Linked DNA regions of Homo sapiens: region 1 is linked to region 2. The links are chromatin contacts, found by POLR2A ChIA-PET in ENCODE. All regions are on one chromosome and are shown on one strand. Each heading gives the region's core, a stretch centred on a gene start or an enhancer-like site at or near the end of the contact. The rest is flanking DNA. Distances are from core to core; before and after follow the strand shown. Region 1 holds the start of SGCB (sarcoglycan beta). Region 2 holds the start of TMEM33 (transmembrane protein 33).

Region 1 (6,605 bases), core at 1,519-4,018, about 10 Mb before region 2:
ACATCTGTCTTAGTTCATTTGGGCTGCTATAACAGAATATGGACTAGGTGGCTTATAAACAACAGAGCTTTATTTCTCACAGTTTTGGAGGTTGGGACATCCAAGATCAACATGCTTAGAGATTTAGTGTCTGGTGAAGGCCTGTTTCCTGATTCATAGATGTCACTGTGTCCTCACATGGTGGAAGAAACAAACCAATTCTCTTGGATCTATTTTATAAAGGCACTAATCCTATTCATGAGAACTAATCATGAATAGTGATAGCTAATCACCCATCATTTCCTTCTATGATGTGAATGTGTCCCCAAAAATTCATGTTCGGAAATTTAATCTCCAATGCAACAGCATTGGGTGGTGTTGCCTTTTGAGAGCTGTTCAGGTCATAGGGGCTTGGCATTCCTCCCCTCAGGATGACAAGGTGTTCAAGGTAACATCCTGGAAACAGAGACCAGACCCTCATCAGACAACTGAACCTGCTTGGACTTCTCAGCCTCCAGAACTGTGGGAAAATAATTTTTTGTGCTTTATAAATTCTTCACTCTCAGATGGTCTGTTATAGAAGCACAAAGTGGACTAAGTCAGCTTCTAAAGGCCCTACCTCCTAATATCATCACACTGGGGGCTAAGATTTCCACATGTGAAATATTCAGGGGAGACACAAACATTCATTCTATAGCAATCTGCAAAGACTCTGTTTCAAAGTAACACCACGTTCACAGATACTGGAGGTTAGGACTTGGATATGCCTTTTTGCAGGGCACTATTCAAACCACTGCAAAGTGAACAAAGGTGTAAGTGTCTTCATAATCTGACTCATACTCCAGCCCTGGGGACCTGTGTTTTGTGCTTCCAAATGCTAATATCATGCAACAGTCAAAAGAAAGAGCAAAATTAAAGGCTGTGATGTATGGTAGAAAGAGCAAAGACTAGTCAGATGGACCTAGATTCAATACTGGCTCTTTAGGAGTTGAAAAGATGGTCAGCCATTTAACCTCTACAAGCCTTGATTTCTTCATTTGTAAAAGAGGCATTGCCAGGCACAGAGTTGACTTTAAATGTCATTATTTCAGGGGAAAAAAGGCTGACAATAGTACATTTGAAAATAACCCACATTAAAATGTGGTCATGTGAGTGAATTGGATCTCTTTAAAAGAGAATAGAAATTGGCATTAAGAATAGTGGGATGTCCTGTCAGAGATGGACATCAGCGATGAGGAAAGAATCCAAGAGAAGGTGATATTCAAATAGCCAAAGGAGCATTTGGTTTCAGGAAAATTGGCTACCAGGTATCTCACCACCTAAGTGGGAGGGAGGTTGGCAAAATCAAGTCAGGGCTTAGAAATTGGGATACTGGGCAGATTTCTAAGATATCTATTAAGTTTAATTACTGTGCTAGACATTGGAGATTAAACGATGAGTAAGACACCTACCTTCCAGATAGAACACACCATCTTTTGAATGAAATCAGCAGGTAGACAAGATAAAAATACAATGCAATCTGAAGTGCTAGAAAAGGCTAGGCACACAGTTAAGGAACAGATCTGTGGGAGCCTCTGAAGCCTTTAGAGAAAATATGACGTTTGAATAGAATAGTTCTTGAAGGATGAATAAGAGTGCGCGTGCCAGGGAAGAAGAACTTTCCCAGCAGAGAGAAAAACGCAAAGCTTAGGAATTAAGGACTAGAAGATAGGAACTCAGAATCAGTTAAAAGCCCAGTTGTGCAAATTGATCAATGAGACCACAGGCAGAATATTAACACAGAGCCTTACTGCTGACTCCTGCATCATTGGGCTTTAACTTAGAATTTTCCTGCCTAAAATGCATGTTTGTCCCACAGACTCAGAGAGGAGTGAGTCTAGAGATATGAGTCAAGTGGTTCCAGCATTTAGGAAAAAAGAAATGCAGAGAGACTGATGACCAGCTAGGTACTGACTCCCACTGAATTAGACAGTACTAGGGCCCAAAGGTGCTTATTAGAAGTGATTCAGCTACATGAGGAACAGTTGCTATTGACTTCACTGCATTTTTTTTCAGCTAAAATAATTATTGGATTATATCTACAACAGGGAACAATGAATGTCTACTCAAGTAACTCGTACATTTGAGTGGCTTCCCGGTGTTCAGTAAATGTCCGTTCAATTAGGTTCCCGAGGATATACATGGTAACACTATCTCCAACACTAAATGAAAAATCCATCCCCAGTATCGCAGGATAAAAACATCAGACTTCATAGGCCTCCGAAGTCAAGCAGCCCGAAGGATTCAACGTCCTCCTTGAGGACTCTCAGTCTTCAAGACTCCAGCCACCTAAGTGACCACTCGTTCACTTCTGCCCACGCAGTCACCACGCCGGTCCGCGTCCACTTGTGGTCTCGATATCGGCCCCTCCCACCCTAGCCAAGGAGACCTTGGTCCGAGAAACAAAGAGAGCCTCACAGCTCCGGATGGCACCGATCTTTCAGCGATGGGGAACAAAGGGGAAGGGGAGAAGCGTCCTCGATTTTTGAGGGTGCCCTTTCTGAGGAATCTGCAGGCGGCCCGGGGTGGAGCGGAATCCCCATAGGCCCCTTCTGGCCCCTGTGCAATACAACGCGCCCCAGGCCAAGGTCCTAGGTGCAGGGGCCGCCGCAGAGCCTGAGCCCGCAGGGCTGGGATGCGGGTCGTCAGGGATGCGGGCTGGGGAGGGGAGGGTGTGAGCAGCGGGTGCCCCCAGTCCCCGCCAGGGCGCAAGCGCAGGCGCGCAGGGTGCGGTCGCGGAGGGGCGGGCACAGTCGGGCGGGGAGCTCGGCGGCGGCGGGCGCGGGAAGATGGCGGCAGCGGCGGCGGCGGCTGCAGAACAGGTCTGTGAGTACCGCCGCGGCCGCGGGCTGGAGGAGCGGGGGAGGCCGCGTCCTGCCGGCTGGGCCCGCGGGAGCCCTGGCCGGGGGTGCGGGGGGCGCGGGCCGCAGGGTCTGGGTTCGGCGGGGCCGATCGGGGCGGGGCGGGGCGGGAGGAGCTGTGCCCCGCCGAGGATGCTGGCACAAGCTAGGGACCAGGAGCCAGGGGCGGCCTCGGGCTCGGCCCGGCCTGGCTGATCCTCGGAGGGGGTGAGGAGGGGTCTCCTTCCGGAGAGCCTGGGAGGCGGTCGAGCCAGCCTGGAAGCCTGCGCTGGGACGTGCCAGGGACGTACCCCGTTCAGCCGCCAGCAGAGATTTGGATAAAAATAACCGCAGCCCCAGCGAGAAGGCTCCTCTTACAAGAAACGGGTCAGCTGTTGCCCCGGTGTCAGCTTGCCATCTTTGTTTTTTGTTTCTGCCATCTCCAATATGCAGACATCCCAGATTTCCCCTCACGCTTTGGTTTTTGAAGATTTAGTCACCAGTCTAAAACTATCTCCTGTTCACTTTTAAAAATGATTTATCCAAGATTTCCTGACCTGCATTGTAAACTTGTAACTTAGAATGGTTTAAAAGGCTCCTCATCCCCCCAAAATCTAGTTATACGTATGCATACATGTACATGCATATGTGTGTGTGTTAATATATACATACACGTAATCGCTAGGGTGATTTATTGTAATACAGATAATTTTCAGTAACTTTCCCCCTTACCTAACTTACTTTTCCTTTGAACAATTATAGTAGTTTCTCTTTAAAAAGTCTCATTCTAAAACATTGTTGAAAAAAATGAGTCAAGTTTTGACCTTTGGAACGATTTTCTTAGATAATTAACTTTTTAGAGACCTATTAGATATATGTCACTGGAGGGCTCATTCTGAAGATAAAAGACGTAAAATCTCTCTTCAAGGAGCTTAAAGTCATACAGCCAAATACATGCAGAAAAAATCAGCTAAAGACAATAGGCAGGCTGCAGATTTGTAACAGTAAAATAAAACATAGAGGAATGAGTGAAACTGAAAGGAGACAAAACTTCTTGGAGTTGGTATTTAAATTGTGCCTTGGCTTTCCTCATTTCCCGCCTAAGTTATCAGCTTCTGTTTCAGATGATTGTTTTTCCATCTGGTTCTATTTTTGCTTTACACATAAGTGGGGCAGTCTGATCCGTTACTCAGTCTCCACTTCAAATTTACGCATTACGTCTCCAGCCCTGAACTTAACTGAATTTTCCATAGGCACCTCAAACTCAAAAATGTTCAAAACTGGACTCTGTCATACTTACTATTAAAAAGGCTACAACCATCCATTCACTTGTTTAACCTAGCCAGAAACTTAGGACCAAGGCCATTTTAAGGGAGCTGAGAAGGACCTGCACTTGGTTTAATGTTCTGCTGTCCTGGGCTTGAGATTTAAACAGTGAGCCCCACATTTTCTTTTCCCCCTGGGCCCCACAAATTATATAGCCAGTCCTATTTGGGAGTCATCTTCGACCCCTTTGTGCCACACTCATATCCAAACAATCACGAGATCCTGACAGTTCTACCTCTTAACACCTTTCCCCAGACTTCAGCTTCAAAGTCAAACCTCAGTCAGTACCTCATTGGGACTCTTAGAGAAACCTGCTGTTGATATCTTCACTTCTAGGCTCTTCAGTTCCAGTTCATCTCTTTTTGGAGTGATTTTACTACAATGCAAATCTGATTGTATAGGAAACCTATTTTAACTCTTCAGTAGTTCCCCTTTGCCTTCAGGATAAAGTCCATTGTTCTTGTCATGGTATTTATGTTGCTTACTGGCCCCTAAGCACATCTCTCATTGTATTTCTTGCTTCATCCCTACACCTATCCTTCTCACCATCCACATAAAGTGACCAAAATTAGTTCTCCCAGAGATGGTTGCCTCTCAAAGTCTCCATGCTTCTTCCTCTGCCTAGAGTGACCTTCTTAGCTCTTTTGCCTGGTTAACTCCTGTCCATCCTTCAAGAGTTAACTCAACCTTCAGCTTTTCTTAGAAACTTTCCCTGATGCCCTTGCCTGCTAGGTGGAGATGCATTCCTCTTCTGTACCCTTTCTGTATTGTATGCATTGCTCCACTACAGCACTTGTCATGCTTTGTGAACTGTTAGTCACCTTGTCTGTCTACCTGACTGGCCTGTAATTAAGCTCCTTGAGGGTGGACACTATGTTCATCCTGGTAGCTTGGAGCACCTGGCTTATAGTAACTATTCAATAAATGTTAAATGCATCAAGATGAAGACAGTAATGTGCATGGTTTGGCAGAGAAGAGTAAAGACTACGTCTCAGGAGGGATGAATTTTGTCCTTTCTCTCTTTTATGTGGACCTATATTCAAACTTTGGCTAACACTTTTAAGTTGCCCATCTGTTAGGGCTGTCAGAAGCCTGAGGTTCTTTTTTGGAACCTGACTACAAATTCTGTTAAGTCTTCTCTTAAAGTATCTACTTAATCTCTCCTTTTTCATCCCACTTTAGTTTAGGTCCTCTTAACCTCAATCCTCCATTACTACAACATCCCCAGCAGCTTACTTACTGGTACTCCTCTTTCTTCTCTCTCGTACAAATGCCCACACCTTTAACACTCTGAATTTGTGCTCAAAAACCTCCAGTGACTCCCAATTAAATAGAACATAAAGACTAGAATTTGTACCCTGCTGTCCAAGAACCTTCACAACCTGGCCCTACTTTTCCAACTTCCTCTTCCCTGCCTTGCCATATCTGACCCATCTACTTCTCCCCATTTCCCTAACAACTCCAGGTCATCCTGTCTCTCCTCCCTTTGAACTCTGCAGTGTGTATTGCCTAGACTATTGATTTTGGCACCTGAACATACAGAGTGCTTTATTGCATTGTTAAATATTTTATGTTAACATGTACACAAATCATATCTGTTAATACATAGAGGATAAGGACCCTTTCCTATAGTTCTTTTGTATTCCTATCTATGGAATTAGTGTTTAAGCGTAAAGTGCTTAATACATGCGTATTCAACAACTGAATTTTCTCAGAGCTTTAAGAAATAAGTAGGACAGTATCCATTTCTGCCCATTTCTTTTGTGCTCTTGATATTCAAGATTATTACCCAAAATGTCATTCAACCATAGTCTAGGTCAGAGGTTCTCAAATCATTTTGGTCTCAGGTTCTCTTTACACTCTTAAAAAATGGAGGATTCCAAAGAGCTTTGGTTTATGTGGGTTATATTCATTGATATTTACTATAGGAGAAGTTAAAATGGAGAAATTTTTAAAGTACAGGGCTATACAAGCATACATTCTGTTGAGTGATGATGCCATCACATTGGTCATGTAGCCTTTACATTCATGGGCCTAGGAGAGTAAAAACAGCAAACAGTATCTCAGTGTTATTTCAAAAATACAGCCCCCCAAAGGGTTTGTGGAACCCTCCCAGGACTCCCCACCCTGCATTTGAAAACTACTGATCTAGGGTAATGTGAGCTCTAGTCAGTGAAATTATAAGTAACAAACTATGTCAGCCTTTCCGGTCTTATTTTCATATAAATGAAAATATATACCGTTGTCCCTCAATATCTATGGGGGATTGGTCTCAGGACCCCCAAAGGATAGCCAAATCCATTGATGCTCAAGTCCCTTATATAAAGTGGTGCAGTTTTTGCATGTAACCTCTGCACATCCTCCTGTATACTTTAAATCCATCTGCAGATTACTTACAACACTGAACACAATGTAAACACT
Region 2 (5,859 bases), core at 2,940-5,439:
GGAAGCTTACAAGAGGCAAGAACAAAGATAGTTTAAAATTCCTAAATCAGCTCTTCAAAGTTTAGATTTCACATTTTAAAGTCAGAAATTCTTACACTAAACATATCTTCATTCAAATGAAGTGCCGAGAACAAACCCAGGCTTCATGGAATGCCTTCATTGCTGAAATAATCAGAAGAGATCTCCTATATGCTTAGTTGGCAATTTCATTGTTAACAAGGTAGAAAAGGATACTTGTAACTGGATAGGAATTTACAAAGATGAGTGAATACAACAGGTAGTGGCAGCTGTCCTCTAACAAAGCCTGGGCCAGGAATGCTCTGCTTAACTGGAAGTGTGGTAATCTTTGATGCAGCCTCAGAGCACTGGTAAGAGCATTTGCCAGCAAAGCACGTTGGTAAAAGCTTGCTGCTTCATGCAACCTGCAAATTACCAGAGGAGAGGTTATCATGAGACATAAACAACTGCAGTGTCTCTTCCTCCTTTGTGAATTGCATCATAATTGCACAACACCTAAATCACTTGTCAATAGAAAAAAATTACATGAACTTATTCTACCGTTTTAATAGCTTCACTTCATATATATGCCCAACTGAATTTCTTATAATCAATTTATAAAATTGAATTTTATAAAGCAGGACCTTCCTGTCAAGTAATAAGTAAAAATGAAAAAAACATGAACTTATCTCATTCCCACACATCAATTTTTCCTTGGATTTTCAATGTGTTAGTTTCACAAAGCACAAGATATAAAATATTCCTCTGATAATGTTATTAGGTTGTTAGTACCTGAAGGCTGGAACTTGTATTTTATTTGTCCCTAAACCCTTTACAGGTTAATAAGTCTTACACCTAAAAGGCACTCCATATAAACTGACTCAACAATTGAATATCAAAGGCAGCAATATGTATAATACATACCCAAGAAGAGGCAGAACAAACAGAGCAGAGCAGTAAACTGTGAACAAGCGAGAAAGCCACATTGCCGTGTCCAGTTTATTGGTCATCATGAATTGCTAAATTTAAAAAGAAAAATACTGTAAGCTATGCCTGCAAATCATGTTTTTAAGCATCAAGACTGTGTGGTTTTTATGTCTACTCAAAATATTTTAATCTTCCTCCATTTGTTTTTTTAGATCATTAGGTGAAAACTCTAAGGCAATTACATGTTTCATGTATATGCTTAATGAGAAGTCCAAACACCTTATAGTTTTCATGTGGAAAGCACAAGAAGTACTTAAACAGAAATAAATAGAAAAATATCAGCTGACATTTTAAAAAAATGCAAAGACTAATTAATTAGAAAAAATAATCTTAACAGAAATTCAACTACAATTGTCTGTGTTCCTTTAACACTTGCAATATTGGCTTCATCTATTTTAAAAGAACATTAAACAAAAACTAATTGCTCTCAAGAGATCCATATGCCTATTCTTAGCAAAAAATCTCAAATCCGAATAGGTAGGTCTCAGAGCTGAGTAAAACATCACATAAAGCCAGTTGGGATTAAAGAAACCTTTTGAAGAAGAAATATAAAACCATGATAGTAGTAACAACTAAACTCATTCGCCTTGTAATCTGCCTACATGCACAAGGGCCTGGCATACTCTAGGTGCTCAAAATGTGGCTGACAGGTATTAAATGGCCACCTGCCTCTCTGATTACACCACTCTCTTTATCACCTCCATGTTCCCCCACAAGTCTTACCCTAGTTTCGGTGGTCCTAGATTAAACTTTCCTATACCATTTTCTTCCCCCATTTTTTTCCCATTCTATCTTTCCTTTGCTGCTTTCCCCCCAATACTTATGTCTATTACCACTAAAGCAGAATCTTAAAATGTGTTTTCTCATTAAAATGTATCTTATATTCAAAAGTGGCTTTTACATTTTTTGTCTAGGATCTTCGTAATTTTAACATTGAGATCCATATACATGGATATATAAACAAAAGTTTCACAAATATTTACCCTACTGTATATAATGGATTTTGACATTTTCTATTTAATTTTTTAAAAATAGCTGGTGTTTACACTAAACTGACTTCTCAACTCACTAATGGGTCTACCTGAAGTCTAAAAACACTGCTCTATGTAATTTAATTTCATTATCTTTTGAAAAAAAAATATAAAAAATTTGAGGGAAAAATCCAAGTACATTGTAAAATTCCAGGCTGTTTTATTTTATGTCTTTTTAACCCACATGTAGGTAATTTCAGAAATATGAAATACAACTTTGATTTATCATTAAATCCAGACTTACCGTACTGTGACTCCAATAAACTGAAATGATTAGCAGTAATCAAGTGAAGGATGAATCCAGCTTACTGTGCTCAGTTTCTCAACAAATATTATGACTGGGCACCACAGCTTGAAAGTTAGTTTTAGAACATTCTCCTTAAAATCTATTTGTTCAGGTTGTTTATTCTGCAATAAATCATTGAGCTATGCGTTTCATTTTGTACACACTTATGTATATTATACAATTTTAAAAGTTTAAGAAAGTCTATTGGTATACATTTTTTAAGAGTAAACTGTCCAACCATCAGGCAAAAAAAAAAAAAAATCACTAGATCTTTGGGTGAAAAATTGTTGAGGAGCAATATTCACACAGTGTCACAGTATCATGCCAAAGAACACTTTTTAATTAGAAAGGAAAAAAGGTATCTTTACAATGGAGAAACTGGTGGACACCACCTTAATCAAATAATCAAACAAATTCTGCAATGATGGGATAAATCAATGTAAAATGCTTCCTGATATATAATATAGATATACATATTAGATGTACCTATATATGCTGCAAAACATGTCTGGACTCTTGAAAACTATCAGTATCTTAAAAGACAAAAAAGGGGAGGAGAGGGCAGAACTGTTCTAGATTAAAAGGCAGTAAACAAGATATGGCCAGTAAATTGAATGCATGCTTTCTGAGATAGGGTCTCGCTCTGTCACCCCAGGCTGGAGCGCAAAAGCACAACCCACCTCAGCCTCCTGAGTAGCTGGGACTATGCTGGGACTATAGGAGCGCACCTCCACGACCGGCTAATTTATGTTTGTTTGTTTGTTTGTTTGTTTTGAGAGAAGGTTTTGCTCTATCACCCAGGCTGGAGTGCAGTGGCGCGATCTTGGCTCACGGCAGCTTCAACTTCTCGGGCGCAAGCGATCCACCCGCCTTGGCCTCCCAAAGTGCTGAGATTACAGGCGTGAGCCACCACGCCCCGCCTAATTTCTTTGATTTCTAGTAGAGATGAGGTCTCGCTATGTTTCCAAGGCTGGTCTCTAACTCCTGAACTCAAGCGATCCTCCCGCCTTGGACTCCCAAAGTTCTGGGCTTACAGGAGTGAGCCACTGCGCCAGCCCATCGATGCATGCTTTTTGACAGAATCCCAGATGAAGAGAAAGCAGCTTTAAAGGACAATTATGGAAATTTGCACATGGATTTTATATTAGGTAATATTTCCCAAATGTGGTAACTGCATTGTGGTCACACAGAATAATACTTAACTACTTATGGATTAAAAAGTAGAGGACAGCAATGCTCCGGGCACAAATAACTTGTTAGCTCCAGATCAGCATCTTAAAAAAATTACAAAAGCATAATGATATTTCTCTTCATAAAGAACAAAGTGAAGAAGAAAAAGACCACCGCTCTCCTCCCTTTGCATAATTTCTATATACGATTGTATAAACTAGGCAGAAACGTTCTTTGCCGGCACTCGTGTGCTCCACGTGGTGTGTGTCATGGATCATGTGTGTCATGGCACAATCTCATGCGGCATCTTTAACCTTGGGGCCTACGGTAAACAAAAGACCGAGGTGGGAGAAGAGGAAAGAAGGCCCAATTTCCATGGCATACAGGTGGGGGCCACCAGCTCCAGGTCAGCCTATTGTCGCTTCAGAAACAAACTTGTAGTTCCCTCCATATCTTCGCTCAGGACCTCCCCTCTCCCCGCTCCAACTTCCCCACCCCAACTCATTAATCCCATTCCTGAATGCACTGAGCTTCTGGAACGCCTCGGGACTCGCAACGCTTCCTGCTTCTTCCTAACTCTTGCAAATCAAGCCAGACTACCCTGCCCTCGCACTTACCACAGCGCCCGCCCCTTGGGGGCCGTTCGGGGTCGTATCTGCCATGGGGGCTCACACTAGCGTCTGCGACGCCGCAACCGCGAAGAGAGAAGAAAGGGGAGAGAAAACGTCAGCGCTGGGGCCAGGACCCGGGTACCGGCTTCCCTGCCTCGCGCCACACACAGGCCGGATGCACCCTGCCGGAACTCTGAGCCTCCACCAGGGAAGGGTCTCGCTCGCCTGGTGCAGCCGACTGGATCCAGGGCACCCGCAGCAGCCGGGAGGTACCTGTCCCGCACCGCCGAGATCAAAGCGGTGTTTCCAGAAAGACGGGAGCGAAGGTGGAGCTTCGGGGTGAAGCCCTAAAGAGCCAACCTACGCCGCCGGCTCCAGGTTATTGCCGAACCCGGAAGTGCTCCTTTCATTTCCGTGGGGAAGAGGCGGTGACAAAGAGGGGGAAACGGGAGCGGTGCCCAGAGGCATGACGGGAAGTGTGGTTTTTTTCTCCTAATTTGAGCCCCACCTGTCCTTCCGCCGATTGGCCCAGTGAGCTAAGAAATCAGGATGGGGGAGCAACTTTTGCATTAAATACAGCTCACAAATGATCTTTCCTGCCCATTCTCAAACCATGAAATTTCCGCACTTCCTGATATAGAGGCCTCAGAAACATCTTTGATTCCTTTCTCCAGGGGCTTACTAAGCCCGTTGGTTCTACGTCTATTATTAATTCTTTCAATAAGTATTTATGAGGCCTGCTATGTGACAGGCTCCATACTTGGCACGGCGGATAAAAAGAGGAATATGACACAGATTGCAAAAGAGAAACAAGTAAACGGAAATCAGAGCATAGTGATTGTGTAATATGTGTAGAGGCTGATTTAATCACAGGGAGCACAGAGGACGGTACCTAAATCAGAAGGGATCTGGGGAGGTTTCCTGGAAAAGGTAAGTCCGGGCCTTGATCTTGAACGACAAAAAGTTGGCTGAAAGTGTTACTGGTGTAGGGTGTCCAAGTTCTTGGCGTTTTGAACATAGAATTGGACAAAACGCACAAAGCAAGGAAAGAATAAAGCAACAAAAGCAGAGATTTGTTGAAAATGAAAGTACACTCCAGAGTGTGGGAGAGTGAGACAGCAGCTCAAGGGCCCTGGATACAGAGTCTTCTCGGGTCCAAATACCCCCTAGAGGTTTCCCATTGGCCACTTGGAGTTCACTTCATGTAAATGAAGTGGTGGCCCGCAATCAGTCTGAATGGTTGCGCAAAGCAACCAATCAGAGGCTGAAGAAGTTACAAAGTTACACTTCTATGCAAACGTCTGATTGGTTACAAAAAGCAACCAATCAGAGGTACTTTCAATTTCCCAAATCTGCGCAGAACAGGTTGGGGCTTGCAAAGGGAGTAGTATCTGGCCCTTTATTCACTTAAGCGTGGACAGTAAGGATTTTCCTTCAATTTAGTTCTAGGAAGTCAGCGAGAAAGGGCATTAGGTTCCCTACCGCCATACCATATTCTTCTGCCTTAAAACGGGAAGGGAACTCCATACAGAGTAACAGAAAGTGCAAGAAGTAACAGGACAGCGAGAGGACTAGTTGAGTGTGACCAGAATGATGGTACCAGTCAGGGGATTGTGAAAGATTTGCGCTAGAGAGGCAGGCAGGGGTGTACTGAGGAAAGGATCTGAACTTGACCCTGAAATCCAGAGAACCATGGAACAATTTTAATCAGAAGTGTGACATCCTGAGATTTAGAAAGTTCTCTCTGGCAACAGGGTGGAGGATGAACAGAGGGGCA

The links. ChIA-PET counts read pairs that join two places held with the same protein, here RNA polymerase II (POLR2A).
Region 1: POLR2A ChIA-PET joins it to region 2 with 13 read pairs in activated T-cell. The contact joins the promoter of SGCB here to the promoter of TMEM33 in region 2. POLR2A ChIA-PET finds 5 or more read pairs at or near these places in 2 of 52 experiments (activated T-cell and naive thymus-derived CD4-positive, alpha-beta T cell).

The regions. Positions count from the first base shown.
Region 1 is chr4:52,034,462-52,041,066 of GRCh38, reverse strand. It overlaps SGCB (sarcoglycan beta), which reads left to right and starts at 2,768. Exons shown (of 6, transcript NM_000232.5): 1 at 2,768-2,840. The coding sequence starts at 2,808. RefSeq lists a silencer at 2,556-2,995 and an enhancer at 3,236-3,355.
Region 2 is chr4:41,933,759-41,939,617 of GRCh38, reverse strand. TMEM33 (transmembrane protein 33) reads right to left here and starts at 4,189. Exons shown (of 7, transcript NM_018126.3): 1 at 4,089-4,189; 2 at 922-1,016; 3 at 235-422. The coding sequence starts at 4,133. LOC105374426 (a long non-coding RNA gene) reads left to right here and starts at 4,943. Exons shown (of 3, transcript NR_188374.1): 1 at 4,943-5,012. RefSeq lists enhancers at 3,800-3,869, 3,880-3,929, 4,170-4,349.